Linked DNA regions of Homo sapiens: region 2 is linked to region 1. The links are chromatin loops, found by intact Hi-C in ENCODE. Cell type or tissue: natural killer cell. All regions are shown on one strand. Each heading gives the region's core, and the rest is flanking DNA. Links, peaks and the distances in the headings are about the cores only. Region 1 overlaps C18orf63 (chromosome 18 open reading frame 63). Region 2 overlaps NETO1 (neuropilin and tolloid like 1).

Region 1 (16,244 bases), core at 5,453-10,452:
CTAAGATTTAAGAGTTTCACCTGAGCACTTATGCTCTTCTCGTGTGTATATTTCGATTTTAAAAAATATTGTTTAAAAGATATTTTCTTAAGTCAATGGGGTGCAATTAAGTATAAGTCAAATCATCGAAAATTTGCCTATAAAATTAGATAATCTCCTCAAAAGAAAAATCTTGTTTTTGTTTACAACCTAAGCTTTTAATTCAACCCTTTCAATTGTATCTGAAATGCCACTGGAGGGAGCACTTGGCTAAGGAGAATCATGATTGCTTTCTTACTTTCTAAGTACACATTTTTTTCTAACTTTTCTAAGTTATTGAAATGGTGTTTAAGGAAAATATCCTTATTGAGCTCATCCTCAAATAAAAATAGGAAGATATTCTAAGCAAACCAGAAACACTTGTGCAGATAAGAAGTAGGAGGAAATGTACCATAGTTTCAGTTAGACACAGAGAAAGAAGGTTGAAAAGTATGACATGAGAGTGGGAGCAAAACTAGATTATAAGGTGGGCAGACAGCATCTGCTTCAGTTGGTGTGTAAAGGATATGTGAAGGTCCTTTCTCCGAGCATTTTGAAATAGATGTTGCAGTATATTTTAATTTTTCCACAATCACCTGGAAGTTTATAGCCATACTAAAAATTAAGCACAAAATTTTAAATATCTTGGAGAAAGCTAAACTTAGGTTAAGTTACAATAAACAAAAATCAAATAACTTCTAATGTAACATATATTTCCATTCCTTACCAGGGCATCCCAGTGTCTCTGGAAATCTCCATATGAGTGAAAAGGACAGGCAGCGGGGATGGCATGAAAAATATTTATAATTTGTCCCATTTTCATACTATGAAAAATGAGAGGAAGCTATTATGAGCCAATGCTTAAATATAGTTTAATAAGTCAACTACATGATTTAGAAAGTGTTCAAAAAAGATTCAACAACTATCTCACTAGCTATATATAGTAAACTAAACATCTCAAGTTTCAAACACGTTGTACTAAATCTTTTTATTTTGCTTTAATTGACAAATAAAAATAGTATATATTATTTATCATGTATGACATATTTCAAAATATGTATACATTGTGGATTGCTAAGTCGAGCTAATTAACATGCATTTACTCACATACTTTTTTTTTTTGTGGTAGACCACTTAAAATGTACTCTTAGTGCTATTATTTATTTTTTGAGACAGTGTCTCGCTCTGTTGCCCAGGCTGGAGGGCAGTGGTGCGATCTCAGCTCATGGCAACCTCTGCTTCCCGGGTTCAAGCCATCGTTCAAGCGATTCTCCTGCCTTAGCCGCCAGCTGGGATTACAAGCGTGCACCACTATGCTCAGCTAATTTTTGTATTTTTAGTAGAGACAGGGTTTTGCCATGTTGGCCAGGCTGGTCTCAATCCTGGCCTCAGGTGACTGCCTGCCTTGGCCTCCCAAAGTGCTGGGATTACAGATGTGAGCCACCTCACCCCTTCTTAGTGATTTTTAATATGTATGTAAAAAAAGTAATTGCGATTTTTGCCATTACTTTCAATAGCAAAAACTGCAATTACTTTTGCACCAACCTAATACTTTTTTTTTTTTTTTTTTTTTTTTTTTTTTTTTGAGACGGAGTCTCGCTCTGTCGCCCAGGCTGGAGTGCAGTGGCGGGATCTCGGCTCACTGCAAGCTGCAAGCTCCGCCTCCCGGGTTCACGCCATTCTCCTGCCTCAGCCTCCCAAGTAGCTGGGACTACAGGCGCCCACCACTACGCCCGGCTAATTTTTTGTATTTTTAGTAGAGACGGGGTTTCACCGTTTTAGCCGGGATGGTCTCGATCTCCGGACCTCGTGATCCGCCAGCCTCGGCCTCCCAAAGTGCTGGGACTACAGGCGTGAGCCACCGCGCCCGGCCCCAACCTAATACATTTTTATTAACTATAGTCAGTATGCTGTACAACAGATCTTTTGAAGTTATCCTTCCTATATAACTGAAATTTTGTATCCTTTCACCAACATCTCCCCAATCCACTCCTTCACTCCCACCTACCCAGCCCCGGTAAGCACTATTCTACTCTCTGCTTCTGAGAGTTCAATTGTTTTAGAGTCCACAAGGAAGTGAGGTCATAAGGTATTTGTCTTTCTGTGCCTGGCTTATTTCATTTAACATAATATTCCTTAGATTCATCCATGTTGCAAATGACAGGATTTCCTTCTCTTTTAAGGGTGACTACTATTCTATTTGTGTATATACCACATACTTCTTTATCCATTCATCTGTTGCTGGGCACTTAGGTTGATTCCACATCTTGGCTGTTATGAATAATGCTGAAATGAACATGGGGGTGCAGATATCTCTTCAACATACTGATTTAATTTCTTTTGTATGTATCACCAGCAGTGGGATTGCTAGATCATAAGATAGTTCTATTTTTAATTTTTTGAGGAACCTCCATAGTGTTTTCCATGATGGCTGAACTAATTTACATTCTCATCAACAGTGTCCAAGTGTTCCCTTTTCCCCACATCCTTGCCAGTATTTGTTATATTTTGTCGTTTTGATAATAGCCATTCATCAGGTATGAGGTGATCGCTCATTGTGACTTTAATTTGCATTTCCCTGATGATTAGTGGTGTTGAGCATTTTTTCATACACCTGTTGGTCACTTAAATATCTTCTTTTGAGAAATGTTATTCGAGGGCTTTGCCCATTTTAAAATCAGGTTATTTGTTTTCTTGCTATTGAGTTATTTGAGTTCCTTATATACTTTGGATAGTAGCTCTTTATCAGATGTATGGTTTACAAATATTTTCTCTCATTCTGTAAGTTGTCTCTTCACTCTGTTGACTGTTTCCTTTGCCATATAGAAGCTTTTCAGTGATGTAACCACATTTGTCTATTTTTGCTTTTGTTGTCTGTGCTTTTTCACAGATACGTAGTTTTCAGTGTACAGGTCTTTCACCTCCTTGGTTGTTAAATTTATTGCTAAGTATGTTTTTGGTAGCTGTTACAGACAAAATTATTTTCATTGATTTCTTTTACAGATAGTTTGTTGTTAGTATATAGAAATGCTACTTTTTTATGTGATTTTGTATTCTGCAACTTTACTGAATCTGTTTATTAGTTCTAACAGTTTTTTTGTGGAGTCTTTAGGGTTTTCTATACATAAGATCATGTCACCTGCATACAGCAACAATTTAACTTCTTCCTTTACAAGTTGGATGCCTTTTATTTCTTTCTCTTGTCTAACTGCTCTAGCTAGGACTTCTAGTACTATGTTGAACAGAAGTGGAGAGAGTGGGCATCCTTGTCTTGTTCCTGATTTTAGAGAAAAAAGCTTTCAATTTTTCACTGTTGAGTATGATGTTAGCTACAGGTTTGTCATATATGGCCTTTATTTGTATTATATTTTAACAACTAGAATTACTAGAAAAAACTAAATTAGATTTTTGTAAACAATGTGCCAATTGTAAGCACAAAATAATGACTAATAAATTTTTCCACCCAAAGATATTGCTGGTAATTGTTAGACTTTAGGGAAAAGTCTGTAAAGAGAGTCAAACCTATGTTTTCTACCTACCTCCTCCCAGCTTCAATGATTGAATTATTATGTGTATGCTACTGAAGTTCTTTTTCCTAAGCAATTTAAAATTTTATCCCAATAGTCCTGCTTATACTAGTAACAAATTATTTTTTCCTGAAAATAGTACAAACTCAAAACTCAGCTCATATCAAATTATAATGAATCATTATTAGATATAAGTTTATGAGGTTTTATTAATATTATTTTGATAGTTTTCATTTTATAATGAGAAATTTAGAAATATTACCTTTTTTGAAACTAGATCTAATAAGATGTGAATATATAATAAAATTATTAATTTGATAAAGAAAATTCATGGCTTTTGTAAATATGACAATATTGTTTCAATACCTTTGTGAAGTCATAATTCAGTATTTTAAAATTCACCAAAATAGTTTATACTTTTACACATATCAATGTTAAGAAAGCAAAATAAGGGAAACCACCATATTTTGAACCCACCCTAGATATTACAAATTGAAATCTCACCTTGGCAAAACGTAGCACCAGTTGCTTAAAATGGAATGTCTCTCAATGACAGCATGCTTGTTAGCATGAAAATCCTTTATAATACTCTGGGAAATCTCAAACTCTTTTAGCTTTTAATAGAAATAAGATTTGTAAGTCCTCAAATCATTTGGCAAAAAAGGAAACATTTTAAAAGATACATATTTGTTACACACACACAGTAGGTTATAAAGTAGATTTAAAGACTTAAGTTACATTGAATCATGCATAACCACTTTACATAAGTAGTCAAAGTTGCAGCTCACCCTGCTTCTCCTTTATACAATATATGAAGTATTTCATGCTTTCCCTCTTACCATCCAAGCCCAAACTCCTATTTTGCAGTGATTTTAGTTGGTTTTCAGGTGGTTTTTTTAATTATGTTAATTTGCAGGAAGTTGAATCTCTTCCAAAGGAAGGTGTTCATATTTTAAAATAATAGCTTTTAACCTCAATTGTTTTTTTAAATGGAGGATGAGTAAGGGAATTATACCTCCATCTGGTCTTTTGGAGGAGAAAAGACAGAGCCAATGCTCCAGTCTCCTTTTATACCCCTCCCAGCTTCCTAGAACACTTTCTTCCCTGTTCCTCAAGTGTCCTCCCTGTAGGGCATTTTGGCTTGTATTTAACCTACAAGAGTTTGCCAATTACAGCTCTCTTACCCTGGAAAATCTCCCTGAGAGGCACTGTTCCAGTTAGCCAAAGATATAAAGAGACCTCAAGGAGGGTGAAAAAATAAAGTATTAATGGGTGAAAGGACACTATATTAACATTAGACAGAATGATTCATAAACCCTTACCCCATTCTTAACCAACCACCTAACATCTTTTGGGAAACAATGTTCTAACTTCGCTGCCTACTACTTTTCAAGGAAGTCCAACTAAACTGGACAACTTTTTATTGCCTGGACTCCTACCAATAAGGTCCTAATGCCTGGATCTAGACCCATCTTCTCCATGTCCAGTGACTGATCCTTCTCTGAGTTCCTATGTCATTCATTAAGACTAATGGAAATGGAGGAGCAGGGAAGAGCAGAAAACATGAATGCAGGAAGAGGAAGATAAGATATGCTAGTTACGTTGTGAGGTAAAAGAGCAAGGACACGCAGAATGAATAAGGACACATATTTTCCTGTGCACAAGAGATAAATCTTGCACTGTGATGTACTGTGCTTAAGAGATCAGTTGCCTGAAATGTGTGATAAAAACATGGTTAGAGGAGGCATGGTTATGAATGTCAGAAAAGACTGGTTGCAGAGGGAGGACTAAACTGAGAGAAAACAGAACTTAAAATTGAATTCACAGAAGGTAGGTATCAGGTTCAAATGTTTAAAGTTTATGGGTTCCCACATACACCTACTTATATAGCTTGAGTATACATCCTCTGGGTACTTTCTACAGTATTCAGAGACTCAAGTCGATTGCTGCAGGGACCTCAGTAAGTACCAGTACTTATTGTTTACATTGGTCTTTCTCAACACAGATTAAAGACTGGCAAACCACCCAGCTGTTCACCATATACTCCAAGAGACTGCGAATGCTAACCCTTTGTATTTCTTTATTTAGCAAATATTTATAAAGTGCCCTTATATGATGACTAAAACCATACTGAAAAGCAGGTATTCAATAAATATTATTTTCTCCTTATAACGCCAATCTGAACAATTTAGACTTAATTTTCTCTAGGCAATGTTGAAATACTAAAGATATTTAGGCTGGGGACCTTTGTTTTAGAAAGTGAACTCTGTTGACATTGTAAGGAAAAATTAGATAATAAACTTGAAGGAGAAAGGCTGGAAACAGGCCCATATGGAGACTGGTTTAATAGTTCAAGTAAAAAAAGAGAGTCTGAATTAGAGCAACATAAATGGAGGCAGAGAGGAGTCCATTTCAGAGACCACAGTAGGCTATTAAAGACTAACTGGAAAGAGAAAGTGAGAAAGAGGGAAAGCCAAGGATAACTCTGAAGTATTTAGGTAGGTAAATTATTGACTGCTGATGCCACTAATGAAAAGAATAATTACACAGGGGGAACAGATTTGGGGTTGAGGAAGGTGACACATAAATACATTCAGTTTTAGACATAATTGGGTCTGACTGCCATTAGTACATTCATTTGAAAGTATCCAAGAGATGACAGAAAAGTTACAACTATACAAGAATATTTGGGAGGTACTGGTGTATAGGCTGAAGCTACTGAAATGGGTAAGCCTGCTAAGGAAAAGAGGGCTGAAAATGGAACCCTAAGAAACAGCAACATTTAAAATGATAAATGAATGAAGATAAATGAATTCCAGGAGATTCTAGAAAAATCAGTTTCAGATAAATCAAGAGAGGAGATTATTTCAAGAAGAAAAGTGTGAAAAATATTATAAGTGTTTCAAAGATTTCACATATGATTCCCTCAGACATTTTCTTTTTCTCTTAATTCCTCAAGTAACATAGTTCCTATAACACAAATTTTGATACTCCATTAACAAACATTGTTTTTTAATGTATTTTTATTTAACATATATTAGGTTTCTATTTCTGTAAGGCTCTATGGGACATACAAATTTGAACCAAAAAACCTAAGGCTAGGTGAAGGAAGCATGGTACAGCAGAAAGGACAGAGTTGAAGGACAAACTCAGATCCTGAATCTCTTACTACCTTTATGATCCAGAGCAACTTACTTAACTGCTTTGTGTCTTAATTTACTTATTTATAAAATAATAACAATAGCTATCATTTTTTAACCTCTACTGCCAGGTACTATGCTAGGCCCTTAATGTACTTTACACCATAACCTCCTTACAACCCTAGAAGGGATATCATTATCTCCAATTTATAAGAAAAATGGAGATTCTGCGAGATTAACTAACATGCCAAAGAGGCACTGCCAGTAAGTGCCGATCTGAGAATTTTAATGTGATTCTAGGCCTACACTGAATTTTCTGGGTATGTGAATATTAACCAGTACTCAGTAAATGTTCCCTTCTTCTGGTAAGTTTTATGTGTGCATGCTCTTCTTTCTTCTGACCTAGATAAAACATTCTGGGAGGAAAAGGTGTTTTCCATCAGCACTTGGCATATATACATAGTAGTACCCAGTAAATATCCATCTACGAAATAAATAGAAATTTGTTTCGAGGCACTCATTTCCCAAATTTTCCATATAATTAAATTTCAAAGCAAACAGTTTAATATTACATAATGCTTTTCTGAAATATATCCCTCATGTAACTGTGGATTCAATTATAATCTCAATGCACCAAACAGTAAAATGGCAACTTGTGCATATAAATTCCTTTAAGAAACATTTAATTACTTCCAGGAAAGCATTATTTTAAAGTTTAGCACAGTCCAAAATTTGAGAAATGAGTAAATTACTGTTTCAATTACCTCTTAAATTTTTTTATCTCTATTTAAATTGTAAAGATAAGGGCTGAAATCCCATTTTTCATAATGAATTATAATAAACTGCTTCAAAATTTGTCTAAATAGGGTCAAAGGTCAGGATTTAGAAAACTACTCCAATCTCTAGCCCAGAGGAATTAAAAAAGAATTTAGAAACAAAAGTCACCTAGTTCAAAAAATAAATTAGTCTTTCACTCCAGTCAATGCTCCATTCATTCCATAAATCTTTACTAAAGTGAGTGACAGGCACTAGAGTAGGCTCCTATGATAGAAAGATTAATAAGACACAGACCTTCCCTCTAGGACTTCTCAGTTGAATGAGACATTTGCATAGATAATATGTGATAAACAAGGTAGAGAGCACCAAGAGAGATGAGACTTAGGAGCTGGGGAATTCTTCAAAGGGGTGATGTCTGAGATAAGCCTTGAAAGATGAGCAGAAGAAAGGGAATTACAGGCTTAGACAACTGTGAGATCAAAGACATGGAAGGATGAAAGACCATACTATCTTTGAGAAACAATTCATAGTCTGGCTACTTGGAGAGCAGTAATGGGAGATGAGGCTATAAGTAAGATTGGTTTGGATCAGTTTGCTGAAGACCTTGTATATCATAGTAAACAGCTGAGATTTCATCTTATAGTCAATGGAGGCCATGGTAGATTTTTGAAAGGGGAAATGAAAGCAAACAAAATAAACTGGAGGGAAGAGAAACCAGAAACATCCTCCTTCTCACCTCTTCATCCTTATTTCTCCCCTCCCCACAACCTGACCTAATAACTATGAAAGAAAAAAACCAGAATCTCAGAACCCCAAACTCACTATGCCAAAGGGAACATTAAGCTTGGTAACTGAATCACACAAAAACAAAAAACAAACAAAAAACCCCTGCCTTCCTTTCATTCCCAGACAGCTTAGTTTCAGTTTATTACTGTAAATGTAGATTTACTGAGTGAGAGAAATGCATAATTGACTTTTCTGCTACCCCTTTTCATGTGTATAATGTAGATTCACTCAGCTGTAATCAAAGCCTCACAAGAATGTAACCATTTGCCTCATTGCCTACCCTCCTCCTCTTTTCTCCCCTTCCTCTTTCCCCTTCTGCTTGTTCTTTCCCCTTTAAATACTGAAGTCCTCAAAACCCTGTTTGGAAAAAGCATGGGGCACAGATCCTATTGTAACTTGTATTTCTTTTCCCTGGGCATGTCATCAACCTTGGCAAAATAAACCTGAGTCAACTGAGATCTGCCTCAGTCACTTTTTGGTTAACATAACCAATGCCAGATTTTAATAAAAGGAAAATTAAATGCAATTATCTTTTAGGCTCCATGGGGAATAAAAATGAATAACACAGGACCTAGAATCTCAAAAATTTTACAATTTAGTGGGAACATAGGTATATATGAAACTAATTTTTGTAGCAGTCAGAATGTGTAAGACATCATATCAAAAACATAAGTAAAAGTGAGATTCAGAGAAGCTGATGAACAATCATAATTTAGAGAATTGATTTAATTTAACAAGTACATGTTGAGTGTATAATGTTGAATAGAGGAGAGGAATGTTATTGCCCAATTTTTGGTGTTTCCTTCCATGCCCAGAAAGCTCTACTAACACATATTCCTGGAATCATTCTGCTCTGTCATTCATTCCTCCCTAGGGCATATGGATGGTGATATGGTTTGGCTGCACTGCCACCCAAATCTCATCTTGAACTGTAGTTTCCATAATCCCCACATGTTGTGGGAGGGACCCAGTGGGAGGTAATTTACTCATGGGGGCAGTTACCCTCATGCAGTTCTTGTGATAGTGTGTTCTCACGAGATCTGATGGTTTTATAAAGGGCCTTTCCCCCTTTGCTCTGCACTTTTCTCTCCTGCCACCTTGTGAAGAAGGACATGCTTGCTTCCCCTTCCACCATGACTGTAAATTTCCTAAGGCCTTCCCAGTCATGAGGAACTGTGAGTCAATTAAACCTCTTTCCTTTATAAATTATCTAGTCTTAGGTATTTCTTCAGAGCAGCATGAGAATGGACTAATACAGATGGTAAAATTGGGATGAATAACCAGGCATGCTGGCTCACCTCCTCCCCTTCCTCTTGGGAGTTGGCCTGCTGGCAGAGAGTGGTGTTCTGCATTCTGTTTGTCATATCAGAACGAGTGCCTGGTCTCCCAAGGGAGGCCTAAGGTTTTTCCACTACTGCAATAAGTGGGTGGGTAAGTCTGCCTAATTCTAAGGTTCAGATAAACCATGTCCTCCAAGAGCTGTTTTTCCTTTCCAGTAATGAACAGCATGACTATATATCCCAGTTCATGCATGTTGGGCCAGTATCTCATCAGGTTAGTGCCACTTTCACTCTCAGAAGCATCCTATTTTGAGGATAAATTATAATCTCACCCAAGTAATACAAGTGACATTCTGATCTCTATTTATGTCTTACTCCTCTGTCAATCTCTAAATTGGTTCAAACTGAGGTGTAGAACACAGAAGTATCATCTGTAGAAAATTCAAAGTTGAATAAGCCACAATATTAGTCTTCATGATGCTTCTTATAAGGAAATCAGAGGTATAAAAATAGAAATAAGCATGTGAGTATAAACTACAATTTGACTATCTGTCCCCTCCAAAACTCATTTTGGAATTTAATCCCCAATGTGGCAGTATTGAGAGATGGAGCCTTTTTTTTTTTTTTCCCCTCTAAGATGGAGTCTTGCTCTTCTGTAGCCCAGACTGGAGTGCAGTGGCATGATCTTGGCTCACTGCTACCTCTGCCTCCTGGGTCTCAGTTCTAGCAACTCTCCTGCCCCAGCCTCCCGAGTAGCTGGGATTACAGGAATGCACCACCATGCCCAGCTAATGTTTGTATTTTTAGTAGAGACAGGGTTACACCATTTTGGCCAGGCTGGTCTTATACTCCTAACCTCGTGATCCACCCACTTCGGCCTCCCAAAGTGCTGGGATTACAGGTGTGAGCCACCGTGCTGAGCCAATGTGGAGCCTTTAACAGGTGATTGAGTGATGAGGGCTTTGCCCTCATGAATGGATTAATCCATTCATGGATTAGTGGATTAGAAGGTTAATGAATTAATGGTTTATCATGGGAGTAGGACTCATGGCTTTATAAAAGGAAGAGAGACCTCAGCTTCCACACCCTGCCCTCTTGCTATGTGATGCCTTGTGCCACCTCAGGACTCAGCAGAGAGACCCTGAAAGCAAGAAGGTCCTCACCAGACATGGCCTCTATAACTTTAATAAATAAATTCATTTTCTTTACAAATTACCCAATTTCAGGTATTCTAAGCGACAGAAAACAAAGACAGTTTGGTACAGGAGAGTATGAGGGTTTAAATGAGGGTGGGAGATCACACACGGTTTGGAACCTTGGGAAGGTTCCTCATCAGTCCAAGATATACATGTCATGTTACCCATTCCAGTTATTTATATGCAGGTCATCTTCCCTACTGGCTTAAGTGATTCTCCAGGGCAGAAAAGTAGATCCTATTCATCTTGAACTTATCCATTGTCCTTTGTTACTTATCCACATAAGAGGTAATCAAAGAATTAAATGGAAATAAATGAATAGAGGAGTAGCATTTGAGTTGGCCCTTAAATGATGAGCAGGACACGTATAGCCAATCAGAGGGGCATTCTAAGCAAAGAAAGCATCATTTGTTCTATGCCTGGGGTTTCTCAACCTCCACACTATTGACACTTTGGGCTGGATAATTCTGTGGGTGGGGATAAGATGGCTGTCCTGTGCAGGGGAAGATATTCATTAGCATCCCTTCTCTGGCCTCTACCCACTAGATGTCAGTAGCAACACCATCCTTCCTCCACTGTGATAACCAAAATTGTCTCTAGACATTGCCAAATTTCTCATAAGGAGCCAATCATTCATTTCCCTGCCCTCAACCGCTTCCATTGAGAACTACTGGCCTAGAGGAAAGACAATAACATTGAGTGACACTAGTGTGTAAGGTTCTATGCTAGGTGCTATGGGAATCCACAAAATAAAAGACATATCCTTCTACTAAGAAGACAGAAAGTGTTATGTGTAAAAAATAGATGCAAAAAAATGCTACCAGAATATCAAGGGCAGGGGAATTAATATTAAATTTAGTAAGAGCTGAAATCATGCTTTTTATATTTGGAGGTGAAAGAAGAGGCAAGAAGTGGGTGCTAAGACAGGATAGGTTGTGGAGAGTCTCGGATACCATCTTAACAAAGTTTTTGAACAAAGGAATAATATGAAGACCTGTGTTAAATGGACAGAACAATATTTTCTTTGGGGAAGCAGATTTAGAATGACATAAATATATCAAGCATTTAATAATACAGATTTTGATAATAAAAACCTTTCTAGCACGCTTTATGTTAAAAATTAAAACCTAATCACGTTAGTAACAATAATAAATATAAAAAGTATATAGTAAATATAATAAAGTATAGAAATCACAATATATGGTACCTCAGGTGCTGGCAGTCTGATTGTGCAAGCTTCTATACTTAGACAAACTTGAGTTTCTGTTACATTGATGTTTAATACTGAAAATAAAATATTTAACTGTGAACTACCTGGAATTATTACTCTACTATTAAATTAAGTATTTTAGTAACAAAGGAAACTAACTTATTCAAGTCAAAAACAAGAACAGATTTTTTTCCGCACATGGTAAAATTCAAATAATAACCACTTAATATTTGACACTTTACAGATGAGACATCTAAAAGAGGACAAAGGTATGAAACAGCATGAATGTGTGTGGGGGGTGCAGGTCATAGGCAAGGTTAGAATAAAAAAAATGAGACACCCCACAGTTAAGAGAAAAATCCAACAAATACCTTACACAAATCTGACATATATTATATATATAAATATGGAGATTGTCCTCTTCTGTAATCTAAAGAGGTATCACACCATGTTTCTGACTTGAGTAGTCTTTTACTAACAAATATCCTCAAATATACTGGCAGATATATTCCAAATCTCCTAGAGCCTTGAAGTCTTTACCTTTCTTTTTCATAAAGAAAACTACTTCTGAAATGTCAGGATAGTGGTGACTTTGGGAAGGGTTAGTACATGAAAAAAGCATGAGGGGGATTCTGGGGTGCTCTTAATGTTGTTTCTTGATCTGAGAAATGGTTACAAGAATGTTTAGTTTGTTAAAATTCAATGAGCTAGACACTTAAAATTTGTGTATTACATTTCAATAAAAGTAAAAGAAAACAAATCCTAACACAGGAGTGAGGAATTTTCCTCTCCTAAACTGTTATTTTTAATCCCTACAGTTGTAGTCTCATGACAGTGTTTGGAGATGAAACTAGATGTAGGTAATGAACCCATTCACCCAGAGGTAGGGCACACTGACTGACACTACACAAATTAAACATACAACTAGTGCAAGGAGAGCAAACAGGCTTCAGCTGGAAAGTCAACCCAGATCTAATAGCTGTAGATTACAGGTCAGGATTTTAAGGCTATGCCCAAATGATGTGAAAAGCTACCATGATTGATTAATAATGTCTACGGTGGTGACTCAGGATTATCATCTATCTGCTATCTCTGGACTACTGTTTAGGAAAGTGTCTATCTGAAACACAACTGTGCAAATCAATGAAAGAACTGGATTAGGCCATGTAGTAAACTGTATACTTTAGATCATCTGTGTCTCTTTTTCCAATTTTTTAAGGAGAAAATGAATCCTATTCTTATAAGAAATAAAGTTTTGACTTACATCAGTACTAAAGAATTTTTGATGATATGATTCTGGAAACTATACATTATAAATGCCTACAGAATTAAACTCCTTCACAGTCATGATTTTCTTTAAAGTAGAGAGAATAAAAATATAGCTTTTTCCAATTAAGATGAATTTTTCTCATACAGTCTAGAATGTACATTTTGAATAAGAAGTGATTTCCCAGGTGAAATTCTGATTACAATAATATCTGATTAAGGTCTTATACAACCTAATTAATCAATAATTATACAACCCAATGATCTATGTTACTGGTTTTTTTTTTTTTTTTTTTTTTTGAAATAGGGTCTTGCTCTGTCACCCAGGCTGGAATGCAGTGGCACAATCATGGCTCACTGCAGCCTCAACCTCCTGTGCTCAACTGGCTCTCCACTTCAGCCTCCCAAGTAGACGGGGCTACAGGTGTGGTGCCTGGCTAATAATTTTGTAGAGATGGGGTCTTACCATGTTGCCCAGGCTGGTCTTGAACTTGTGGGCTCAAACAATCTACCTACCTTGGCCTCCCAAACCGTTGGGATTACAGGCGTGAGCCACTGTGCCCAGCATATGATACTGTTTTCTTTAGCAACTATGAATTATATTGTTTTATCTATTGACTTATGCATTTTTACTTACCAACAGCACTTTGTTTTCCCATCTGAGAAAGAAAATCTCTTCCTTAAAAAATTCATAGAATATGCCATGTTATTACAACTCATAAATAATCATGCTTGATATTTATAACTATGCTTGATGTGAGATTATCAAAGCTAAAGAAAATACTTTAAAATGCAGTTGTTATATAAAGTAATACCTGATGACAGCTGAAAAAATATAATCATTCAAAAGGTATCTCTTCAATTAAAAGAATGGAAATACCCAATTCTTCCCCCAAATGTCTATTTCCTGCTATAAAATATTTAGAAAACAGTCAGACTTCAAGAAAAATTCAGGATAGCTTCTCAGTTTTAACAGTATTGTGCTCATTTTATCATACTGCTTTGTAACTTACATTTATTCCTAAGTATCAAGTATTACATACTGATTTTTTTAAAGAAACATCAGGCCTCTGTATATAATCCCAAAGTAAAGAAATGACATTTATGTTGTTGTGGGCTTGCTTGAGATTGCTTAATTGGGTCAGTTTTAAGAGTTATTTTCTAAAAATTGTATATCTTAAAATTAAGAACAGATGCACATTCATATGGTTTGGCTGTGTCCCCATCTGAATCTTGAATTGTAGCTCCCATAATTCCCACATGTTGTGGGAAGGACCCGGTGGGAGATCACTGAATCATGGGGGTGGGGCTTCCATGTGCTGTTTTCATGATGGTGAATAAGTCTCATGAGATCTGATGGTTTTATAAAGGGGAGTTCCCATGAGCATGCTCTCTTGCCTGCTGCCAAGTAAGATGTCCCTTTGCTTTTCCTTCATCTTCCGCCATGATTGTGAGGCCTCTCCAGCCATGTGGAACTGTGAATCCACTAAACCTTTCCTTTATAAATTTTCCAGTCTCCAGTATGTCTTTATTAGCAGCATGAGAATAGACTAATACACACATAACAGACGTAATCTAGTTCAGAAAGCCCCAATGACTAAAAAGATAAAGTTACCTTGTATCAAGAGATGACCAGTTCTATTCCAGGCTGGAGCAAGTCTAGCCATGAATGAATATGACAGGCAGTTCTGAAGAATTACAGGAATTACTCTTTGTGGAGCCTCCATCTAAAAATATTAAATGGCAAAATATGGGCCAATTTAGAACAATTGCTGTGTATGCATATACTAATAGGAAATGACTGCCCATTTAGATCACCACCCAACAAACTCGGGTGTTCTAGGTAAAACTTATAGCCATTGCTAGAGCTAATCCCATCTGGTTCTAAAGTTAAAGAAGTGTTAAAATATATTCACTTCAAAACCACTACTATTGTCATGCTATCATGGCCAAATACTACCTGCTGACCCTGGCCAGTAAGTCTAAATCTTGGGAGTTCTGTGCTAAAACCCTTGATCTTCACTTTGTATTCTGCTCCACAAAGAGAAATCCAAACAAGGACAAACTTGTAATCGTTCTCATTATTGTTCACTCTGTTCCTGGACCAAACTGAACGTTGGGCTGCTATTTCTTGCAGCCCAATAACGAGATGCAAATGAACTGGGGAGGAAGAGAGTTTTTATTTTCTGCAACTGGTTACAAGGAGAAGGCCTGGAAATTATTGCCAGACAAACTCAAAATTACAAAGTTTTCCAGAGCTTATACACCTTCTAAGCTATATGTCTATGTGTAAGTGTGCATTTATCTAAAGACATAAGTGATTAACTTCTTTTAATCTATAACTAAGGTCTGAGTCCTGAAGACCTTCCTGTGGAGCCTCATTAAGTTTACTTAATCTAAATGGGTCTAGGTGCTGAGGTGACTACCCTTATCTTGTCTCCTGCTAAATCATAAAGGTTTGGGGAGTTCCTTTAGACCCCAATAAACTTGTTTATGGAGGCCTGGGGAGTTTCTTCAGACTCACAATAAAACTTGTTTAATCCTAAAAGGGTCCGGTTAAGAATTCCTTCGTTATCTTGTCATGCTTCAAGGCCCAGGAAAAGCCTAGGCAAAACTCTTGGTGGGCTCTTTGTTACATTCCAGCCTTTGTATAAGGGCATGGGCTCAATTAGCTTTTAATGTTTAACCTTGCTACTCAGTCAGTGCTGGGACAGTTGTAATGGAGGCCTGAGTTAGTGAGACCTTGCCTGCCACAACTGTAGAAAACAATACATACTTACATGGGCACACGCAACCAAGAGAATATCTCTATTTGTATAATACAAAATTAATTTTAAAAATTAAGATTTTCACTTAAAATTAAGACCAATAAGTAATAGGAACCAGATTTATCCTCCCACTTGAAATGCCTAAAACACCAGGCAAGTTATACGAAATAACAGTTCACAACATATCCGACATCAGGCAACAAAGAAAAGTGATCCCCAAAAGATGGGAAATGAACAAGATAAGTCCTAGGATTTCCCCAGCTTCTTGATGATAGA
Region 2 (16,244 bases), core at 5,321-10,320, 1.6 Mb after region 1:
CAAAGAGAAGAGGGAGTTAAAAATGTAAATCCTCTCTCTTAATATTTCACAACACTGTTTAGTTTTTCCTCTAGAATAAGCAAGGCCAAACACAATTTACAAGTTTGGTGTAAATACTAAGATCAAAAGACATTCTATTCACTATATATTTCACCACGAAAAGAAAATGTTATGTACTGGAGAAAGCAGTGTTACCAACCGTAACTTAGGCCAAAGTGTAAATTGAAGTCTTACTATAAATCTTAATGCCGCCACCTTGTGAATTGCCATGATTGATGTATCTTAAAAGGATTAAGACCACTTTACTAATATAGGAAATATTTATTTATGTATGTCATATAGTAGCATAAATACCAGATGGTGCAGATTTAAATATAAACAATACACAACATATGCTGAGAAAATTGCTGAATGTGTGTTAAATATTGGCAGGTCTTCCTAAAATATACATAAAGCACACTATTGATAAGAAAAAAATCACCATATTCAAATATACATACATTTCAAATAGTTATTAATACAGAAACATCATAATCAAAATAAATATGGAAAAGTTGACCTGGAGAATAATTGGTAAGACAACAGCAGGCAACAGGTACATATTTGTATCTTATAAAAAATAATGATTATATTCAAAAATAAGAAAAAGATAAGCATTCTAATAGAAAATGGGGCCAAAATGTGCATAATTAATTCATAAGAGAAGCATAAATACCCTGTAAGCATAAGAAGCAAACATGTAAACATATTAGTAAACAAATACATAAATTTATAATTTAATGAGTCATTTTCATCTATCAAAATGTTAAAAATATGAAATAATGTTGGAGATGGAATCTTGAAATAAAAGCATATGCACTGCTTATAGGAAACAAAATATTTCCTGAAGGACAATTTAGCAGTATATATAAAAATTCCAAAATAGGGAACAAAGATAGAATATCACCTCTGAATCAGAAATACTACCTCTAGGAATATATACTGCTGATGAGTCCATATTTATAAGCATGGAAAAATGCTTAAGTAGATTGGTTAAATGGTTCTGGGAATGTACATATACTCTTTATTAAGATGATGTGGTAGATTGATACTGATATTTTACTGTGTTAAGAAACAAGAGGTTAGAAGCAAGTAGCGAACACGTGTACATTACATTTATACTCTTGTAACTACATGGGATAAACATTTAATACATGTCATCTATTATATATGTAATACATATATGTAAAAGACAATGGGATGAAGATATTAATGGTTATATTTGGGTGACGATATTTTTGCCTGTATTTTCTAATTTTTCTAAAATAAATATGTACTGGTTTGGTAAACACTTTTTTACAAAGCAACAAATAGGAATTTCTGAAAAGATGTATTAAGTCTAGGAAAGCAAGAGTATGTACATTATTTTCTATGTTGGGTTAATTGACTCATCTATAATATCAGAAAAGAACCCATCAGTAGAGTTTTAATACAGTTTTCGAGGATATCACATTGCCATATACTGACATGTTGTTTTCAGACTAAATAATAACTCTGCTCTGTAATAGAATTTCTCCACCATTTATCTTCCGAGAGACATTCAACTGATGACTGACTTACTGCATGACAGATCCTGACGGTAAGCCCACCAGATACAGTATTGGCCTTTCTCTCCCCTTGATATGAGTGCGTACACCCTTGAATTCACTTTGGTAACTTAAAGACAGATAATAATTAGAAAAAAAATGTAGCCTTGGATTCATTCCAGGACTAATTATGACACGAGTTGTCAGGGTATCCTGGCTGGAAACTGCCACTCTCCATCAGCAGTCTCATCTTAACTTTTCTCATCACTGCCCTCTCCTGTCCCTGCTTGCCGCGCTGTACAGCGACGGCCACTTTGGCAGAAGGCTGGTTAGTCAAAGTCAGATTGCCTGAGAAATCTGCTACTTGGCATTTAGTTTCCCATTGCTGCTGTAGCAAATTAGCATATGTTTAGAAGCATCAGATAACACAACTTTATTATCTTACACTTCTGGAGTGCGGATTCCTAAAACAGGTTTTACTGGGCTGAGACCAGGGTGTCAGCAAGGCTGCTGCCCCATAAGAGGCTCCAGTGTAGAGTACATTTCCTTCCTTTTCCCGTTTCTAGAGCAGTATTTCTTGGCTCATAGCCCTTCTACTTTGTCAGAGCCACCAGAGTAGCATCTTTGTGTGCCTTTGTGATTTGCTGTTACATCACCTCTGTGCCTTCAGTCTCCATCTCTCTTTACTTGTTATTGCATTGGGCTTAACTGGATAATCCCGAATAATTCTTCATTTTGAAATCTTTATTCACACCTGCGAAATCCCTTTTTCCATATAAAGTAACATTCACAGGATGTGGGACTAAGATGTGGACAACTTGGAGAGCCATTATTTATTTGACCACAGTAGAATTTGTATTTCTGTGTTGTTTTTGCTTGTTTGTATTAAGCTGATGGGGTCTTTGACTGAAATTCTGAAAGCAATTATTAAGTTGACTTTAAGGCCAAAGGTATACAATGTCAACTGATAAAGATACATCTTAACACAAGTCTGCCTTCACACCTTGCTATTGAATAAGTGTTCTTTTATATAAAGAATTTATTTTTAATTTAAATATTTTATTACTGTAGAAAAAAATAAAAAAGTTAATCTGTCCTAAAGATTTAAATATGACTTTGGGCAAGTATAGATGTGTTTGAAATTTTAAAATAAAAGATAAACGTTTTTAGAACCAGAATCACAAAGTAGCCATTTCAGAAAATTGTTTTGCTTTTGAAAAAGATCTGAAATGGAATTACAATGTGTAAGAGCACATGTTCAGTGTCAGCCAGTTCTTCCACTTTCTTACGTGTGATGCCTGGACTTTAATCTTCAATTTCCTTTCTGTAAAACAGAGAAAACATCACAGGGCAACTGAAAGTTTTAAATGTATGTCTGGAACGTAGCAAATGGTCAGCAGAAGGTGGCTAGTATTGTATCCGTTAGTGAGATAACAACATACTGAAACTTGGGTAGTTAACACTTTCAAATACAGTGAGGCTATTGAGCAAAGGAAAATGAAATAAAATTGTATAATCTACCAGAAGCCAACCAACCCTCCTTTCCTCCCTCATTTCTTTCCTTCCTTCCTTCCTTCCTCTTACCTCCCTTCCTTCCTGTTTTTTTTAAAGCTTTTGATTGAGTTTGATGGCACCATAAAGAAAACAACTGTCAAAAGTATTCTAATATTTGAAATGAATTATCGATGGACTTTTATTACTGATATGGTTACTTAAACCATTGAAGAAGTATTATGTGTACAGACATGTAGTTTGATGAAATACTTAAAATTTAAAGTTAATTTTCTTAAGTAATTTGACCAAAACAAGTATCTTAAGTAATTTTGCTTCTTTGCCTATTCATTGAGTTACTGAGAAAATATTGCAGAACTTTCCATCGAACCATTTAGAATAATTTTTTTAAATAAAGTGTGTGGGTCTGCAAGGAATCACTTGGACAAGAATAAAGGCAGGAAATTTCCTGTAATTTTTAGTAGAATCATTGGGAATAATACATATTAATGTGTCTGATTCTAGCTTTACAACCATTGTGGTTTATGTCTGCCCCTGAAAATACACAGCATATGTTTGTTATATGGAAACAGAAAATTATTATTTTTAATTGATAGCCTCTGAACTAGCAGATTTTTAAGCTTGAGGTCATGGTGATGTGTTTACGCTTGGCTCTAATCTTCATTTACTGCAGGCCCCCTTTGTGGGACTTGGCATGTTCAATGAGAGCAAGTATTGCACCTTTATAAAAGAATAATGTGTCTAAACTAGCCACCTGCTACTGACATGTACATATTATGAAAACCAACACTGGCCCACATGTCCAGGGCCTAATAGTAATCAGCATGCAGATGCCAAAGATATTTAATACCCTCCTTATTGTAATTGTAATGTCTAACTACACACATTGAAGAGATCATTGTGGGGCTGAATCAAGGCAGACATAATGGAAGTATAAAAGTATGTAGTAATTTCTAGGGAAGATAAAATAATGGATACATTATGATAATAACGGATAAATTCACCCCACATACAAGGAAAGATTTTTTATATATGGAATGTAAGTTTCCAATGAAGATGTGTTTCTTAATGTAATATCTCTCAGAACAGTAAGAATATGTAATTTTTGCACAAAGATTGGGGAGGAATCTCATAAATATGTGTGAGATCAAATTGAAATTTGTGAACAGAATTTCTTGTATAAAAACAGATTAATATATGTACATCTTGATAATACTGGATATTTTCAAAGTAAAAGTCATATTGGAACAGAGTTTTGAAAACATATTGATTTTTCAAAACAACTATGAAGGTGATAAAGGACATGAAAAAAAGATACACAAATCTATTTCTGGCCTCAAGTCTGGTCACCATTTTTCAAATAAAATGTCATTTCCTCTAATTACATAGCCTATGGGCCATTTTAAGTTTCAATGTGCTGACAAGGGAAATTTTTCCATTTGTTTTGGAAAAAAATTGTTTTGTGGGAAGTTCTGATGGCCAAATATATTTTATATATTTTTTATATTTTTGTTTGTGTAGAGTACCACAATTAAAAATGATAGTAGCAAGCTACACACACACACACACACACACACACACACACACACATATTTTTTTTTTTCTGAGACTGAGTCTCACTCTGTCACCCAGGCTGAAGGGCAGTGGCACAATCTCGACTCACTGCAACCTCCACCTCCTGGGTTCAAACGATTCTCCCCGCTCAGCCTCCTGAGTAGAGGGATTACAGACATGCACCACCACACCAGTCTACTTTTTGTATTTTTAGTAGAGATGAGTTCTCACCATGTTGACCGAGCTGGTCTTGAACTCCTGACCTCAAATGACCCACCCACCTCGGCCTCCCGAAGTGCTGATATTACAGATGTTAGCCACTGTGCCCAGCCAAGCTATGTATTTTTAATGACATTTTTGAAGTTTTTAAAAATTTGCATCTTCAGTTGATTACTCATAATTGATATCTCTAATGTTTTATTTTCTTTCAAGTTTATTTTTTAAAGTTTTGCTGTTATTTAAAAATTTAAGATCATTGTCAGACATTAATGAGAAGATGGCATTTAATATTCATTGTGTTGCTTAAATAATTTTTATTCTGGCCTGGCACTGTGGCTCACGCCTGTAACCTCAGCACTTTGGGAGGCCAAGGTGGGTGGATCATGAGGCCAGAAGTTCAAGACCATCCTGGCCAAGATGATGAAACCCCATCTCTACGGAAAATACAAAAATTAGCCAGGCACAGTGACAGGTGCCTGTAATCCCAGCTACTCGGGAGGCTGAGACACGAGAATTGCTTGAACCTGGGCAGCAGAAGTTGCAGTGAGCTGAGATCATGCCACTTCACTCCAGCCTGGACAACAGAGTGAGACTTCATCTCCAATTAAAAAAAAAAAGAATTTTTATTGTGATATATAGTCTGTCACCAAGTATTTATGAAGCATCTACAAAGTGGTACATCTGGTTGCCAGACTTTTTAAGAGGAAGCAACAAGGCACAGATAAGTTAACTCAAAGGGATCAGCCCAAGCCCTAGTATGTATTGTGGGAAAACCAACATGGGTGATGTGGTGGGAAGGATGAGGGCAGGATGACCTGGTGGTTATGGTGGGTGACATCTGAGGTTAGGAAGAATTCTATAAATGTTTAGGGTGAGCAGAGGCTGTGAGAATATAAATCACTTGCTGTGTACTAAGGGGTACAAGGAGTTTGGAAATTAACCTAACATTATTGGAAAGTGTTTTGGGGTGTCTTCAACAAAGTGAAATGTGGCCTGATTTATACTTTCAGATGGCCAAGGTCCCCATGGTTTCTGTGTCCCTGAACTCCATGTAAGATTGCTGTCAGTGAATGGTGGCCTGGCTCATTCACAGCAGTGGAGACCTCAACAAGAGCTTTGTATTGAGATAGAGCCATGCAAGAGATGGCCACTGGCTCAACGGTATCCGGGGAAGAAAGGACCCAAGGATGGTCTTGAGCCTTTCGCCTGAACACCTGAGGGGATGGTTGTGCCCTTTGTTAATGCCAGGAAGGTGTGGGAGGTGAGAATTAAAAAGGAAAATGTGGATAAGAGGAAGAGGGTGATAATCATTTTGCTTAGGCCCATCAGCCATATTCTGTTTGCGATGGTAATTACAGTTCCAAATGGAGACGTTAAGTAGGAATTTCAATATTCAGGGTAAGTCTGGATCTCACACAGTAGTCAGAGCTGGGGATGTAAGCCCCCTCGTTAGTGGGGGCTCTGTGTCTGATGAAAATTGCCGAGAGAGAGGACAGAGGAAATAAGGGACCTGTGACAGCCTCAGGGGGCTCAGCTACAGGGGTCTGTAAGACACTAGCATAGCGGCCTGAGAAGGCAGGGGGAAAATCACCTTAGTTACCTGAACTGATAAACATTAGTAATAAATAAAAGTAAGTATGCTAGATTTTGCTCTTCAATGTGAATTCATGACCTAACTATAGAATGTTGATATGTGTCATATTTACATATTCATGTAAGTGTTAAGCTTTGCTTCCATCCCTCACCAAACAGAGTAATAGATTCTAGACCATCCCAAGGGTTAGAAGTTTTAATTTAAAAAAGTAAGCTTTAGTAAATATTCAAGGCTGATAAAAGTTGAACCCAAGAAATAAAGCAAGAAGATGTAAATGTACTCTGATATGGTTTGGCTCTGTGTCGCCACCCAAATTTCACCTTGAATTTTAACAATCCCCACGTGTCAAGGGCTGGACCAGGTGGAAATAATTGAATCATAGAGACAGTTTCCTCCCATGCTGTTCTCATGATAGTGAGTTCTCATGAGAACTGATGGTTTTATAAGGGGTTTCCCCCTTCGCTGATTGTCACTTCTCTCTCCTGCCACCATGTAAGAAGTGCCTGTTTTGCCTTCCAACATGAAGACACTGTAAGTTTCCTGAGGTCTCCCTAGTCATGTGGAACTGTGAGTCAATTAAACCTCTTTTCTTTATAAATTAGCTAGTCTTGGGTATTTCTTCACAGCAGCCTGACAACGGACTAATACATACTCCAAGCTGTTTCCTCCCCCAGCTGCTTTTCCATACGTGTTTGTGAGCATTTCCATTCAAATTAAAGATCAGGGAATGATGAAGAATTAATAAAGAGCAGAAGTAGGAGACCTAGAGGTGTGACTGTGGCTGTGTGGTGTGTGTATGACTGTGTTTGAATGTGTGAGTGTGTGTGTGAATGGTGTGTGTGTTTGTGAGTGTGTGTGTGGTGTATGAGTTTGTGTGACTCTGTGTGTGAGACAGCCTGTGGCTGTGCCCACACAGGCCAGCACAGAGCTGGGTGTTTTAGACGAAGCTCAAAATTAAAGAAGTTAAAATAATTTGAGGAAAGCAAGAAGCAAGAATGTCTGAAGAGAACAAGATGAGTGGACTGGGGAGGGGAGGTGAAGAGAGCCAGACCCTAAGTCCAGGGAACATGTGTTCCAGTGGTGTAATGAGTCTTTAGGAGAATATGATCAAGGATCACTTCGTTTTCCAATTTTTCGTGATGTAATATGATGACTTATTTGACGTTGAACAAATTACCAATGATAGTTTTATTAACCATAAATCATGGATAGTTGAAACATCAGTGTCTCAAATCTGCCTGTTTTTATTTCAATGTGTTTTAATATTTCTTGAATATTATTTAGCAGATTTCTGGATTTCAAAAAAAAAAACGAAATCTAATAGAATAAGCGTAGTGGATTCTGCATTAAAGTAGCTATTATAAATTAAAAACCTTTAAGTTACAGAATTGAAACAGTGTTAATCCACATGAGATAAACACTAAAATCGGAGGTACATCTATAACTAGACCTTTCACATTAAAAAACAATGTGTTCTATGATTCTTTATTAAATACATTATGTAAATCTACCTTTATTTTGAGTGTTGTGGCTTTATTTTATCTTCTCCTACATGACTAAAATATGTAAGAGATTTGTCGTCCCCTGCTACATAATTTGCTTATTTAAAGAATTAGTAATGTATAGGTTTAGGAGTTACTGCACATGCTTTCATGGTTTATTTTAATCATCCCCATGAGGGAGTCAAAAGCTCCTTCACTGAAGTCTGATGTAAGTTCGCCACCTTGTGGTAATAATGGGAATAGATGAGGGTTTAAAAACAGAATTCAAGAGTAATGAAGCAATAGAGCAAAGCAAAGGTGCTATGTAAAAACTATTTTCCTGATTTAAAAATCTGAAAGAGAAAATTAACTTTTTTGATTAACATTTCGTATTTTTTCATGCAAACTTATGAGTTATCCTTTAATTACAAAACTTTTTTGTGTGTTTTTAATGTATATATACATATACTTATACATAAAAGTATATATGGAAAATTTCTCCAAAAAAGGTAAATATAATTTCAGTAAATCCTAGAAATCATCACTGCCAACATTTTGGCTTTTGCATTTCTGAAATAATTTACATAAGTGCATTGGTATGTGAGTTTTCATAAATTAAAAAGTGTATTCTCAGTTTAGCCGGGCGTGGTGGTGCATGCCTGTAATCCCAGCTACTCTGGAGGCTGAGGCAGGAGTATCACTTGAACCCAGGAGGCAGAGGTCGCGGTGAGTGGAGATCGCGCCATTGCACTCCAGCCTGGGCAACAAGAGCGAAAATCAGCCTCAAAAAAAAAAAAAGTGTATTCTAATTTTTTACCCAACTTTACATGTTAATAATCTCCCACCCTATTCTATGTTCTTTTAAGAATTAAGAATTCCATCACTATAATGATTTCTGGACACAATGGAACACTTTGCCAAGTTTTAGTTTTTAAAATTTTAAGTGGTAAACAAGTAAGATTGGAAATATTTGGATTAAACAAAGTTAAACAGGCATATTTTACCTCATGACTTCTTTGAATCTTTCAGTGGGTGCAAGGCCCTGAGACTCACCAAAACTAACATACCATATTTCTTAGTCTTAAAGGTCCTCTCCTCAGCAAAATATTGTACTAAATTTTGTTTCCAAAGAATTTATTATAAAGTATTTGAATAAATGTTAACTGAAGATTATTTTATTGGAATTTTTAAATTAGAGTTAAGGTACCCATAGATAACATCAAAATCAGGATGTATCTACTAAATTACTGTGAAGATTTTGTTACTAAAATTATAAGCTGATACTGTCCCTGTTATCCAAGCCTCAATTCTATCGGATCATTTACATGTCTGCAAAAACATTTCTTTTAGATTGCAGCCCAAGGTTGAGAGCTATTCTGTTCTACATATGGCCTGGCTTGCTTTTCCAAGATGGGATCTGAATGTCTCTCTTAACAATTGGATGTTAGAAAATACCTGTTATCTTGATGGTCTCATTAAACTGTTAAAAAAAGAGTATCACAGCTAAATATCTTACACAGCTAAACCTTCCTCCTATTAAGTAGTACAAACACATTCCAATACGTATTTGTATTTTATTTAATATGCATAATTTATGTTTTCTGCTTTTCTTGTAGAATTGAAACATAGTATTTCATATTAGACTTGGTTGTAGCAAAGGCATATTCTCCAAGGTACAAAGATAACTAGGAGGTCTTAGCTTCAGAGAACTCCTTGACGCGACTTTCAAATATGCATTCTCGTGTAGTCTTAACAAGGGATCTGTGAATGATTTTCTTCACTTTACAAATTAGAAAATTTAATGTCAGTTAAGTCACGTTTATATCATACATCTTAACATTTTATATCATACATCTTAACATTTTATATCATACATCTTAACATTTTATGTCATACATCTTAACATTTTAAGTTTTTTGTTTTGTTTCATTTGCTTTTGTTTTGGTAACGGTGGTGGTAGTTCAAGAACAGGTAACATTCTTTTGTCATACACCATATGACAGTATCTGTTATGGTTTTTAAAGATCTATCACATTTAATTCTTAAATTTTATGTAATAGTTATAATTATCCCCATTATATAGATATAAACAGAAACTGAAAAAGTTAGTGAATTTGCTCAAGATCACGTAACTCACGTTGGAAAATCAGGCATATTGATTCCACAGTCTCTGCACAGTACTCTCCTAAAACGGTTTACAATTCTGTCTTGTAATGTTTGTATTCATGCTGCTGACACTATACGGCATTCTGTGCATTATTAAGTCGCTTGGGTAAGTATTATCTTTATCCCCATTTTACAGATGTGGTAACTGAGCAACTTACAGGTTAATCAGCTCAAGGGCAAAGAGTGTGAAAGAGGCAACCCTGGGAGTCAGAGACCAGGTGGCCAGGATGCAAGGGACTTAATCACTGCACACCACACACTCTTATAAACCTGCTTTTGCTCACGAGGAAGCAATCTGTCCTTAAGGATTATCGCTCCTGACAGCCCAAATCACAGCTGGGCTCTCTGTCCTGTTGGCAGGACTCTTCAATCCCAGGCTGATGTGTGTGGAGAAGTACTCTCTGAGCTGTGTTTAATCTACAGTCTATTGCACAGCCACAAATGAATGCTTTGCACAAATGCATATGTATTGGTGTATGTGGGAGGAGGAAACAGTGAAGAAAGGTTCATTTTGAAGTGTTGTAGTGTCTACTTTCTAGGTGAGTGCTTTAAATCAAGAGCAATGATATGCTTATACACAGGACATTATTTTGGCTGACTAGAATATTTTGCTTCATTAATAGAAATCAATTTCCATCTTCTTTGGGTCGTTAGATCTGGATGATAAAATGGTGATGTCAATAAACCCAATAAAGTGAAATCAAGTTAGTTGGAGGGTCTCGTGTCTAAATACAATTTCAAGTAGTTCAGTGACAAAAAGCAATAGCAAATCGTTCCATCTATGTTCTTAGTGTTTTAACGTCAATGGGAAGCTCTATTTGCTATTCTGATAGAAACAAGTATAAAGTTGCGTGTCCCCTCTTGTGACCCTGGAAACTGTGTGAGGTACTTGGCATTTGGATTGTTACTTCTTTGGCTGCCACTTTATTACAAATAAATTTTGACTTTCCTTGAAATCACTAGGAAATAAAGCAGCTGGTTTATAAGGGACAATAGCTTAAATGATGAATATTGAATCTCGTAAGTAGAATAAGTCTTATGTAAATTGGTCGAGGAATATGTGCTTTGTCAGAAATAGTGAAAGAAGCAAAGACAGGATGCTGAGTTTAGTTTCTGAGAATACATGCTGCCCATAGCCACTACATGCTGCGTTGGAGACCGTGGCCTTGATTGGAAGACCATGGCCTTGAAGGTTAGTTCTCAACCAATAAACACATTTGTCAGAGTCTTCTGCTCTCTGGAATACTAAGGTATGCAACCCAGTCAGAGTTAACCTTTTGCTAAGTAATATTAATCAGTTAAAATATCTGTTGAATATTTACTACAAGCCTAGTAAGCTTAAGCCATTATGAGCGATTAAACATAAACATTAATTTTTAAAAAAGCATAGTCACAAGCCTCAAATATATACAAAAAAGATGATAAAATATACTCTTAAAACTTTAAAAATTACATGTGAAATAGGACTTAAGGAACAGCTAAGTTTTCTGATAGATTGGAATAATATTGTAAGACTGTTTAAGACAGGTTTATAGATTATAGGGTTCCGATGTGATTTGGATGGCAGAGTGGAGAAGGGGTATCTGGGGCAGGTAGAAGGAGGGAGTGGTGTGTGGACACGGTGCCGGATAGGTCAGGAGTGTGCTAGGAGCAATGGGCTACACACATTGGTGCACCGAGTGCACGCAAGTCGTCGAAAGAGCAATGAGAATGTAGGCTTGATTTGGTCTATTGGTGCCATTGTAGTTCTTAACCAGGAGAGAAATGAGAGTCTTTAGTGCATCATTGCATATATGCATTTCTGAGAGAGAGATTCAGACAATAACGAGGAAATTCGGAACCCAATATAATATTATACTTTGGGTGTCTATAAAACAAAATTTATTTTTGCCAAAGGTATGTACAATTTTATACATTGCTACTTTTTTGTTTGTTTGTTTTTGTTTGTTTGTTTTGAGATAGGGTCTTTCTCTGTCACCCAGACCCAGGCTGGAGTACAGTGGCGCAATCTCGGCTCACTGCAACCTCCACCTCCCAGGTTCAGGTGATTCTCCTGCCTGAGCCTCCCGAGTAGCTGGAATTGCAGGCATGTGCTACCATGCTCAGCTAATTTTTATATTTTTAGTAGGGACGGGCTTCACCATGTTGGCCGGGTTGGTCTCGAGCTCCTGGCCTCAGGTGATTCGCCCACCTCAGAGTCACTAAGTGCTGGGATTACAGGCGTGAGCCACCACGCCCAGCCTCTACATTGCTTCTTAACCATATCAGGATTTGCTTACTTGTTTTTATTTTTCATTTGCACAGCAATTCTTTATTAGCAAAAGTAAGGAAGAAAATACATGGAGAAATACCTAGGATATTACAAACACCCCCACCCCCCTCCTCCACACACACACACACACACACACACAAAGAAAAAAAAAGCACCACAAACAAAAGGGAGGCTAACTCCTAATTAACTGGCATATTTGCATAATTATTTAATGTGAAAAAGCATGTTAAAATGTGATTTATTGACATTCCTGAATTACTTATTGCATTCTTGGTAAAACCACTAATATGTAGTAACTGATCCTGGAACATTGATAGTTTCACAACTACCAAGCAGCAGAAACAGACACAATCCCATTTGGATTATTTGGAATTCAAATTTCAGTGCTCTTACCAACATACTAATGCACTTCACTCGATTACCAGAATGCAATGTTATTTTTATTTATATGTTTAAATTTTAAACTACCCCTTCCTATTTAATAATTATAATAATTTTTCCAACTCATAGAAGGTCGGTAAATATATAATTTTTAAAGGTATTTCCTACTTGATGGGTAATTATACTTTCAAAACGTATACTACAATTTGTTAGGTAATAAGTATTTTAAGCATTTTTACAAAAGCATTTTACAACCATTCTAATATAAACTTTGCCAAAATCTCCTTTATATGCTGCATACAAATTTTGACAACATTCACTATCTAATTAACAGACCTTATCAATTCTGCAAAAGCCATTATAGTCAGCTACAGAAATTCAAATTTAGTTGCTTACTAAAGAGCAGGTCTTTACAATAATATACTGGATTGTTAAATTTTACATTATGAAAGGTTTATACAGAACAGTACTTAACAAATCATTAGCAAAATAAAGTGTTAAGCGTGATACTTTTTTTTTCAAAATGACTACTACATATTTTCTACTCTTAATTTTCATTTTCCAAAATTACTATTATATGCTTTTTACTCTTTAACCAGGAACATAAAGTCAAAATGAACAGAGAGGGAACTGTTTGGGTTGGGGGAGGAGGTAGGGGATGAAGAACCAGGAAGAATCACATTGCTTGAATTAGCTATTTCTTTGCCTTACTTTTGGTTTTCAGAATTTGAGTGTTTTTTTTTAAAGGATTTCTCTCGGAGTATTAAAATACAGTAAGTTGCCTTAAGTATATTAAATTGCAAAGTATTGTTTTGACAGTTGTGGTTAGTGTAGCAAATATAGTAAAGAAGCTAACTCTAAAACTTATGTAATATACAGTTTTGAAAGTGAAAAATAAACTCATTATAACATGACTGCAGTGTCTAAATAGTACTGATCATTAATATATCTTCATTTGTCAATCATTGGAAATTCATATGTTTCATGTGCAATAGATTTTGCTAGAATGCCTGTCCTTAAAAGGATTGTAGAGCCTTTATTGAAAAAAAGAAACACTAGAATTGCATTTTATCTGATACATGGAGTGAATACAAAGGTAAAAACAAAAGTTAGCTTTAAAAGCACTTTCTGTAAGCAACCATCCACAATGCAATATTACTATAAAGACTGATCACTTAAAATATTCTGTCACTCCAATAATGAAAGAAATGTATTTTTCCTTATATTGAAATCATATCTAACATTTTACATTGCTATATTAAACTCATGTTTTCTCATCATTATTTAGCCATATTTTATACCTTCTTGAAGTTCATATTTTACCTCTCAGTCCCCTCAATGTGCATTGTAATCTGGAGATAATGATCATTGTACATCAAATCACTAGAATGTATGAAATACATGCGTAGTAAGCTAATTTTATCACCATATATATTAAATGTAATAAGCATAATATATTTTTTATGTTGTTCAGGATTAATTTTTTCATGATTCTGAATTTCCATGGCATTTTGTTTTTTCGTATTCTTAAGTAATGTTACAGGGTTTGCTTTAGTGTATGTTATTCATTAGTACTTGGTAAGTATATGTTTTTCAAAATTATTTAAAAATTTCTATTAGGTGTTTTTGCACAGTAAAACTAAATTTATACATTCTTTCTGTATAAAGTATAATTTATGCCCATGGTAGATGCTTCAGGTTTGCTAAATAAATATGCCTACTTAAAAAAATGTGGATAATGTTCTTCATTTTAATGATGGAAAATACCCTATGGCATTTTTACAAGCTGAGCCTCTCTAGAGGAATGCCAGCACTCTTAGTAACACAAGAAATAATTACCACTACGGCACCGTTTCTGAAAATCGCACGGCAGATCATTTATCTCAGTTTGTGGCAAATTATTCTAATCTTTTTTTTTTAGATTTGTAATGTGAGTGATTTACTACTGAATGTCAGTTATAACTTTCCTCCTTTGTCTTGTTCTTCTTCTTTTTAGCTCCTTGTGAAGGCAACACATTCTTCTGCCATAGTAACATGTGTATTAATAATACTTTGGTCTGCAATGGACTCCAGAACTGTGTGTATCCTTGGGATGAAAATCACTGTAAAGGTAATGATTAGTGCCTGAAATTTGAAAAAAATTTCCTCCCTGTGGAGTGGGGTAGAAGTTTATATGTATCAATCAGACAGTCTTTAAAATAAGAGTGTATAGTGCCTTTTATGACCACCGCATATGTCTTATAATTGATTTGTAAGCGTTTTTCTTAGCCTTTACTCATGCTCTGTCCAGATGTTCCGTTATTAGTGCACAGTGGACTATCCTCAGTACTTGAATTCTCATTAAAGACATCACCTTATTAGAGCCTGCAGAGCTATGAAAACGGGAGCTTTCAGGGGAGCACACTACTTTCCTGTCATGTGTGATGCTGTCTGCTTGTGGCTACACGTCTCATTCATTCCAGTTTGTCTTGATTGGACTTTGTGTACATACTCTAGAGATAAAATGTCTTGAACTAGCATTTGTACTTTCAGTTACTTCCAGCTACTTCACTCCACTTCAGTTTTGCTACGAAAATGCTTTTCTTCCTTTCCCGGGAACATAGCTCCCAAAGCCCTTGCCTCCTTCCCTTGTCTATACACAAAGGCTTGTTTATGTGAACAGGGATCGTTGGCTGGATTATGGATGTTGCATGTTTTAGTTAAGATGAAACTGCCATGTGAAGTATTTTACTGAGATCCAATATTAAACAGTTGACAAAAGAAGATAGGCAAATAACTCTTTCATGCTTGAAGTCCAGTATTATCTACTAAAAGCCTTCTGTGCATAGAAGTAAAGAAGTAATACCACAGTATTCATTGTTTCATACAGTCAGTAGGAGAGGCAGTTACACTATCAACTATTTTGTTGTTGATTACTTTCGTAATCCATTACTTTTGAATGGATTAGAAATTTACTAAGTGATCTTATTGCAGACCTGTTAATAATTCGTGGTCACCACTGGCTTTGTTTTGCCCTATATAAACGTGGTCCCATGTGTGTAAGAAATATTTGACATGCAACAAATGTGAATGGATGTGCATTATGAAAGTCCATATTTATTTTTTTCAGAAAGAAAAATGATTCCTTTAGCCTTTAATTCATTCTCTTGTGATAGGGGAAAAATTGCATTCATTTCTAGTTTATGGAGGTTATGCCTATGGCGAGCATGTAGTGTAGCCTAAAGTTTGTCCCATGTGCACTTGAAAAGAATACGTATTTGCTGTTGTTGAGTGGAGTGTTGTATAGATGCCTGTTATGTCTGCTAGGCATAAGCCTATAAACTTAAACAAGCTATAAAGCATTGTTCAAGTCTTCTGTTTGCCTTTGATTTTCTGCTATGTTTTATCCATTATTGAAAGTGGGTGTTAAATTTTTCAGCTATCATGGTTGAATTGTCTACTTCTCTCTTCACTTCTGTAAAATTTTTCTTTCATGTAATTTTAAGCTTGGGTGCTAAATT

Evidence for each region. Hi-C counts contacts between places; a loop is a spot of excess contacts. Peaks named below come from ENCODE experiments on the same cell type or tissue, not always from the same donor. Only the 100,000 strongest peaks of a DNase experiment are listed, where the experiment ranks them.
Region 2: a loop joins it to region 1, with 20 times the contacts of the local background. A loop is called at or near these places in 11 of 110 quality-filtered maps.

What each region holds. Positions count from the first base shown.
Region 1 is chr18:74,326,630-74,342,873 of GRCh38, reverse strand. It overlaps C18orf63 (chromosome 18 open reading frame 63), which reads right to left. Exons shown (of 14, transcript NM_001174123.2): 5 at 14,816-14,927; 6 at 13,838-13,879; 7 at 11,932-12,008; 8 at 4,050-4,159; 9 at 746-842; 10 at 548-633. Among named protein-coding and RNA genes, the nearest start is that of C18orf63, 19 kb to the right of the region's middle. In natural killer cell, for the core only: no CTCF peak of the experiment used is centred there; no DNase peak of the experiment used is centred there.
Region 2 is chr18:72,754,644-72,770,887 of GRCh38, reverse strand. NETO1 (neuropilin and tolloid like 1) reads left to right here. Exons shown (of 11, transcript NM_138966.5): 8 at 14,741-14,854. Among named protein-coding and RNA genes, the nearest start is that of MIR548AV, 91 kb to the left of the region's middle. In natural killer cell, for the core only: no CTCF peak of the experiment used is centred there; a DNase peak (open chromatin) is centred at 8,147.